2 separate regions of the Homo sapiens genome follow, and region 1 is linked to region 2. Evidence: chromatin contacts called from ENCODE Hi-C data. All regions are on one chromosome and are shown on one strand. The core of a region is the stretch at or near the end of the contact, and the rest is flanking DNA. Distances in the headings are between cores, read along the strand shown. Region 1 has its middle 95 kb from the start of VANGL1. Region 2 has its middle 140 kb from the start of VANGL1.

Region 1 (3,704 bases), core at 308-2,807, 49 kb after region 2:
TGCTTGAACACAGGAGGCAGAGGTTGCAGTGAGCCAAGATCGTGCCATTGCACTCCAGCCTGGGCAACAAGGGCAAAACTCTGTCTCAAAAATAAATTAATTAAAATAAAATAAAATGGTGATTTTCTGATATATGAATTGTATCTCAATTTTAACAAATTATCTTTGGTTCCATATGCAGCTCTTTAAAAAGGAAAAAAAAAAAAAAACCCCTGATAAACGTTATGTGTATGTGTGGTGGGAGGCAGGTATTTTATACACACAATGGTTTGGTTAATTCTGATGTTTGTAAACAACACAGATTAATTCCAACTTTCCCTTAATGTCCTCAGAATCATATTTTAGCTGTAGGAAGACAAACATTTAAATTTTTGCTTGTATTTCGAATTTTTCCTAAGGATGCCTGTTATGGTCTGAATGCTTGTGTCCCCCCAAATTCACATTTTGAAACCCTGCCCCTTAATGTGACGATAGCAGGAGGCAGGGTCTCTGGGAGGTGATTAGGATAAGATGAAGTCATGAGGGCACAGCCCGCTTGAGTGGAAGTAATATCTCCCCAAGAGAGCTTGTTTCCTCTCTCTGCCGTGTGAGGACACAGACCAACCCTGGGACAGTGTTGGAGGGGAATGCAAAGGCGGCAGGATCCCCGGGAGCCATTGAGGAGGCTGCTTGCCCCGTGGAGACAGCAGAAAGCAGGCTTGACAGACCCAGAAACCAGAAATTCAGAGTGATGGTTGCCAAAGTGCTGTCACTCAGCCAAACAGGGACCTGGCTCAAATGTTGCAAAGTGAAGCCTGTATCTGCTCCACAGGAGCCACAGGCCAGAGGTCCGGCTGTTGGTGCTACTCTGGGACTATCACTCAGGACAGCAGGCACAGGCGAAAGGCGTCAGACCTGGAATGAGACCGCTCTGAGTGCCCCGTGCCCCTCACTCCCTCCGTGAGCCTGGAGAAGTCTCGTTCCCTCTTCAGGCCCCCTTTTGTAAAAGAGACGAGGCAACTGTTTTTCCATCTGGGCTCTCTGGGCTCTCTGGGCCTCCTGGGATCCGAGGATATAGGACCAAGGTAAGCTCTAGTTTCATCAGGTCTCTTTGGAGTTCATTTAAGAAAAAAATAAATAAAAGTGTACTACTGATCATTGATAACAAAAAGACAGGGCAAGCTTGAAGGCCACAGCACTACGGGAGGGTGATGCACCCTCTGTCTTCGCTTTGAATGCTCTGATCTCAGAATCAGTAAAGCCGTGGCTGTGGGATCACTCTCAGTCATGGTGAAGGTATGCGAAGAATCTGCAGTTATGTTCCATCATGTGGTTTGCTAACCAGAGGGAAATTACCCCTGTATCAGATGCCACAATAATTGTCATTCAATCATTTTCTTGTTGCCCAGAAGGGGAGTAATCATAAAGGAAGGGTGGTGTCAGCGGTGTTGACATGGGGCCAACATATCTGGATGGAAAGTGAAATCTCAGTCAGTCATCCAGGCTCAAAGCCCAAGCAGAGAGGCCCCCGGGAAGGAGCACAGGGCTGGGAGTGAGTGTGGGGCTGAGAAAGGGCTGTGCCAGGAGGCCTCCCTGCTCCACATTCCTCACCTGCGATCCCTCACAAGATGACCAAAACAACCCAGTGAAACTGCCTTGCTTGGAATACATACGCAGGAGGAAGTGCCCTAGCCACAGGAGGCTGTAATACACTAGAGGGCAGTGGTGCCCAAGGCCATAGGGAGGGAAAGTCCCATGGAATGCGGGCAGCCTTTCCCTCAATCCCTCTGACCATTCCTGTGGGGGAATGCAGGCCCAGGGTTGCCAGATTTTCTCATTTTCCAGTAGAAGCCAGAAACATGGGTTTTTATGTGACATTTTCCCATTTTTAAAATACTTTGCAGATCAAACAAAACATGTTGCTAGGCCAGAACTGATCCATTAGCCATCAGTCTACAACCCCTGAATTCCAAATGAGTGACTTCATTTTAATGAAAACACCAAGAAAATTAGGTAAAAGTGTTCATTCTCCTGAAAATTTGGTCCCTGGGAGCACATTATTTATTCAATCATCAAGTGCCTACTGTGTGCCAGGTACAAATAGAATGCTAGAAGTTTTCTATTTTCTCATCTCTTCTCTGACCATAGGTCTTCTTTTCTCTGTTTCATTCATGAACTTTTCTGTATATGGGAAAGTGGGAAGAAAAATAGAAGGGAAGAAAAATATAGGCCTGGAAAAAAAGTTTGGCAAGGTGTCATTCCACAAGTGGAGGGTAAAATTGTGTCTCCAAGTCCACCGTCTTCATGCACTGAGCAACTAGCACAGAGCTGGTCACCTGGTTATTGAAAGACACAGCAACAATTGTAGCATATGTTGGTTGGTCACCCATTACCTGCCAGACCCAGTGGTGTTATTATGTTACTAGGCGGTGAATTTTAGTCCTCATTATACTTCTATGAGTCAGGGACTTCCTTTTATCACAGGAGGAAACTGAGGTCTAAACAGACTAAGTAACTTGCCCAAGTTCATAGAGCTCTCAAGCTGTAGGCCTTAGATCTTAATGAAGTTGTGCCTGACTCCAGAATACACACCTTCACATTGTACTGAATGAATGAATGAATGAATGAAGAGTGAGTGGATGAGTAAGCTGAGGCCCTGCTCCCTCTCCCCCTCATCTTTCACCCTCCATTCCCACCCTGCCCTCCCAACTCATGTGCTGGTTCTGAGACTGAAAGATCAGAATTACATTTTTGCAGATTTCCCAAAGGAACATTGGGGCCATCACTCCCCTTAGTGCCTCAGGACACTAAGCTGGCTGGGGCATTGCCATCTGCCTTGGCCCTTCAGGAGATGTCAATGTCTAGATACCCACTTAGCTTCCTTCCTGTCACATTGATACACTCAGCATCATTTGCCTCTGAAATATGTTGTGTGAAGGGGAAAGATTTGAGAAAGCAGCATGTTTTACAGATCAAGAAGATTTCTTATTTACCAGTGTGCTAGTTTCTGTTATTTTTTTCTGTACCCTAGTGTATAATCAGAGCTCATAAAAGTGCTACCGTGTGGGAGGTCTACATTTCCTCTCTATTAAGCATCCCCAGATGTTCATAGATCCTGACACTTCATGCCTCCCGCCTTCTTTGGTTCACCTTCCAGCCTCACGGCTCCTCTTTGCTTCAGTTGAGGAGCCAAGCATGTCCCACTCTGTGGTTCACTAATCAGTCATCATTCCCCAACGTCGCAACTCAACGTCTGCCTAAAAGTCTGTTTCCCCCTTTATGTGGTCAGGTGTCTGTTATCTGCTCATATTCAGAAATCACTCTTTTATGAGAACCTGACTACCAACTGCAGATGGATTTCCTTGCTGCTTTTGGAAATCGCTGATAGCACTTCCTCCTTGGTGCAATCAGAGGAGTCCCTGTGTGGTACATGCTGACCCAGTGGCTAGACAGGGGTTCATCAAACATTTTTATACATTGCGGTTGGCAAACTCTCAATTTCAGGAGATGCTGTGATGAAGCAAGGAAACACTGTGGTCCTCCAGATAGGTCTGATGGTCTATTGTTGCAAAGTATCATACCCAAAGGATGCTTGGGATGGCCCAAGTAGGGGCTTTTCCCATGAATCCAGTCAAGGACCAGCTCCACAGGCTTACGGCTCTGGCCTGAGGGCTTTGATCTTTATAATTTCAGAAAGGACAATGCAGGGGCTTAGGATGATCCAA
Region 2 (3,621 bases), core at 243-2,742:
CATTCTCGCACACATTTACATGCATAATTTATTTCTGACTCACCCATTAGGCTGAGCTCCTACCCCACCCCACCCAGGGCACTGTGGAAATAGATCTGTTTTGCTCATCATTATAGCCCCAGCGTCTAGCACAGTTCCTGGAGCTTAGTAGGTGCTCATGGACCAAGAGAGTAGCATATAATTCAGCAGCATAGCACAAGACAGACCTGGATGCAGTCGGTGATGGCTGCTATTATTGTCATTATTAGAGAGGTGCTGCTCTCTGAGAATTATTTCCACACCCTCACCTCCCACAATCAGTTCTCCTCGACTGCCTCTTCCTTGCATCTAAGCTCTTCCTATGGGTGACCCAAATGCCCCCAGTAGCAAAGCTAGCCCACTTCCTTTCATTTTTGCCCTGGGACAGATGAGGAGCAGTTTCTACACTTTCAGGGCTTAAAGACCCCATTGAGGTCCTCCCTAAGTCTCTTTCTTTCCAGAGATTAAAAACTTCTCAAATTCTTTTATTCCTTCCTTACAAAACATGTCCCATGCTTCTTCAATTACCCTGTGGTTTCTCTGGAGGTTTTAAGATCAGTAGCCATAAGCTCCCCTCTCCCCAGGTGCCCAGAAACCAAAGGGCCTTCAGCCCACAGGAGATGTGTTATTGGGTTCCCCTAGTTCCCAGCCCAGTCTGATGCTCCTGGCTCTGTCCAGAGGCCACAAGCCCACAGGACACCCCAGCCCGCCTCCAGCTTATTGGAAGTTCTCCTGTGCCCCAACCTGCTCAGTCTGGTCCCCACTTTTAAGGCAGAGTGTCTAGAGTTGTATGAGATCAAATCGGACAATCTTAGAGCCAAAACAGACCAACCTTGCTCCTTGTATAAACTCAGAAACTGAGACCCACAGATGTCAAGTTCATGGGACTAGTTTTGGCAGTGCTGCTTCAGGACTGGAGAGATGGCCTCAACCAGCTGGGACACAGAACAGCCTGGAGGCCCTGCCGCCAGTTCTGCCCTCCCTTCTTGCTTGAACCCATCTCACAGACCCTCTGCCTTTCTGCTTTCTTCTTGGCCTTAACTCACCTGGGCCTCAGTAAGAGGTGAAGACCCCTAAGAGGAAGGGCTCTGACCATCTTCAACCTTGATTTGATGTCTGGTTATGTCCATAGGGCCCTGAGTCTTTGGGGCCCTGGTATGCCCTAAATCCAGTGCCTAGAACAATGTAGAGAGAAGCCTGCCCTCCATAGAGGGCCAGTGATGCTGGCTCTTACATGACAAAGACTGTGGTGCTGGCCCTCTCCCTTTCCCCCTCCCCCAGCCAACCCTCTCCCAGGCCCTCTGACCCCATGCACCCACCCACCCACAGGAGCACATCCACTGTGCCTGTTTCTACCCAAAACAAATCATCAACTCCTTCCTCTCCTAATCAGTCAATAGGCCTGTTGGTTTGAAATAAAAAGAGTTTCACCTTCAGCACTGCCCCCACTCAAAAAAACGTCTAGATCCAGATAAAGATAAATTCCAGTCACTGAAGCATAACAAGTGACTCAGACTCAAGGGGATGGGCAGACACTCCAATCACCCAGGAAATTCCGAGGGTTTAGTTACCTCCCAGGAACTGGACAGAGGCTGGTAAAGTTAATTCTGCTCTATACAGGGCACTCCTAGCCTTTGGACATGGTTCTTATATATGCCTAAGATTTGCAGGAGCCAGTGTGGTGGAGGGATAGGATACCTAACTCGATTTCCCAATACGTTTGACCATTAATATCAGCCAACAGAATCTTCATAACAATGCCGGTGTTCTACCATATTGCAGTATGGTAGGTGTCACCTGAAAAATAAGAGTCTAGATATGAGCACATTACTAGAGTTTCATTCAGTCATTAATAATTAGTCCAGTCTATCATCATATCATATGACCCAAATGTCTCCCAGAACAAGGCCACTCAGGTTTGCAGGCTTCCATTCAGCCTCATCAGGCTCCAAAAAAAAGGAGTGGTCTCCACAGTACATGGCTTCACCCTTTCAGGCACCTGGAATAACTAACCTGAGACAGTACCACCTTTTGCTCCAGTCTTCTCAATATATTAATGTAATATTAGATTTCCCTCATTATATAACCTGTTTATTTATTTCTTTACCCCCATCTACTCCTTCTCTCCACTTACAGCCAAACATTTCCACCTTGGTGAGGGACATTAGGTTAGGCCACTGTGCTGGTCTAGATTGCTGGCAGCAATACTGGTCTAGGAAGTGGTCTTCCTCAGTCCACCAGTCACAGGCTCTGGGGTCCCCAGACCACCCTCTCTTCTGACCAGCTGGTTTCAAATTAAGGGGTTCCCACTACACTCTCAGGTCTGATAATTTGCTAGAACAACTCACTGAACTCAGGAGTTCTACTTACAGTTACACTTTTATTGTAGGAAAAGAATACAAATCAGAGCCGGCCAAAGGGAGAGACATATAGGGCAAGCTCTGTAAGGGTCCTAAACGCAAAGCAGCTGTGTCCCTGGTGGGGAAAATGTACCACTTTCAACCCAGGTTTTCATAGGCAGTGATGTCCACTGCCCCTTCTGGACCAGTGTGTCAGCACCTGGGGCACCGCAGGCCTCTGTACTGCTTAGCTTGACCATCCTTGGTCTCCCGTGTCATTGCTGGCATGTCTCTGACCACCACTGCTGGGCTATACTTGTGAACAGACCCCTGCCCAACCTGGTTACCCTCCATTACTAGGCCATAAAGCACGACCTCCTCATGGTCACTCCTCCAGGCTCTGGTAAATTCCCTGGGGGAGTGGGCAGAGACAGGAGTGGGTGGCCAGCTGGAGGTCGGTGTGAGAGCACACAGCCTTGCTGTTCTCAGGAGCAGCCTCACTCTGCTGAAGCCTCCTTGTCCTTGGGCTCCAGGACCTCAGCATCTTCTTTCCATGTGTTCCATCCTCTAAGATTCTGCCTCAGCCCCTCAAAAGCAGAGATCCCTTTTTCCTCCCTCACCCCTCAGTGCTCACTCTCTGAACATGCCTGGACAGTCTGAACCCCAAGACTGTACAGTATGGCCTTTCCTTCCTCTGGGTCACTCAGCCAGGACTGTGTGCTGGGGACTTAGCCTTGCACATGCACAGATTCCTCATATGTTGGCTCACAATTTGCTGAGATGCCTGATGAATGCTCTCTTAACCCTTGAAGTTATATTTTCCATAAGATGCCCCAAAATATCCTTGCTCAATACAAATGGAAAAATGTGAAGCCAACATCATATTATTCTTGGTTATTTTCAGTTGTGCTTTGATGGAAAAATAAGTTATTTCTTACATTAGGCCTTAACCTACAGCTATTCTGATTACATTTCTGAGAAATGGAGTTTTTAGGGACTCATCTCATGTTTCCTTTTCTTTATCCTTGGGTTAATATAATTACTATATACATTTTATGCTTGCAAGCTATTTATAAGAACTGAAACTTTCTCTAGGAAAAAAACACAAAGGTCTTTATGATTTGGCCCCTGCATACTCTTACAGCCCCATCTTCATTCACACCCCCACCTATCCATCCCTCTACTTTCCCCAAGTTCTTTAATGGGCAGCCTCAGTAGTGCTTCAGAACACAGCGCAGGATAGGATGGGCTCTGGTTTAAATCC

The links. A loop is a pair of places that touch in the nucleus more often than their neighbours do. Pooled maps may share reads with other maps.
Region 1: a map of PC-9 shows a loop between it and region 2 (8-fold over the local background). The contact joins two enhancer-like sites. A Hi-C loop is called at or near these places in 4 of 168 maps with a recorded cell type or tissue (PC-3, PC-9, esophagus muscularis mucosa and 1 more) and 4 of 50 pooled maps.

What each region holds. Positions count from the first base shown.
Region 1 is chr1:115,544,639-115,548,342 of GRCh38, forward strand. No RefSeq gene overlaps it. Among named protein-coding and RNA genes, the nearest start is that of VANGL1, 95 kb to the right of the region's middle. RefSeq lists an enhancer at 1,168-2,055. Within about 2 kb of position 1,558, at least 16 of the 41 ENCODE cell types and tissues checked have a DNase peak (open chromatin) inside an H3K27ac peak, as active enhancers do; they include PC-3 and PC-9, where a contact is called at or near this core.
Region 2 is chr1:115,495,784-115,499,404 of GRCh38, forward strand. No RefSeq gene overlaps it. Among named protein-coding and RNA genes, the nearest start is that of VANGL1, 140 kb to the right of the region's middle. Within about 2 kb of position 1,493, at least 3 of the 41 ENCODE cell types and tissues checked have a DNase peak (open chromatin) inside an H3K27ac peak, as active enhancers do; they include PC-3 and PC-9, where a contact is called at or near this core.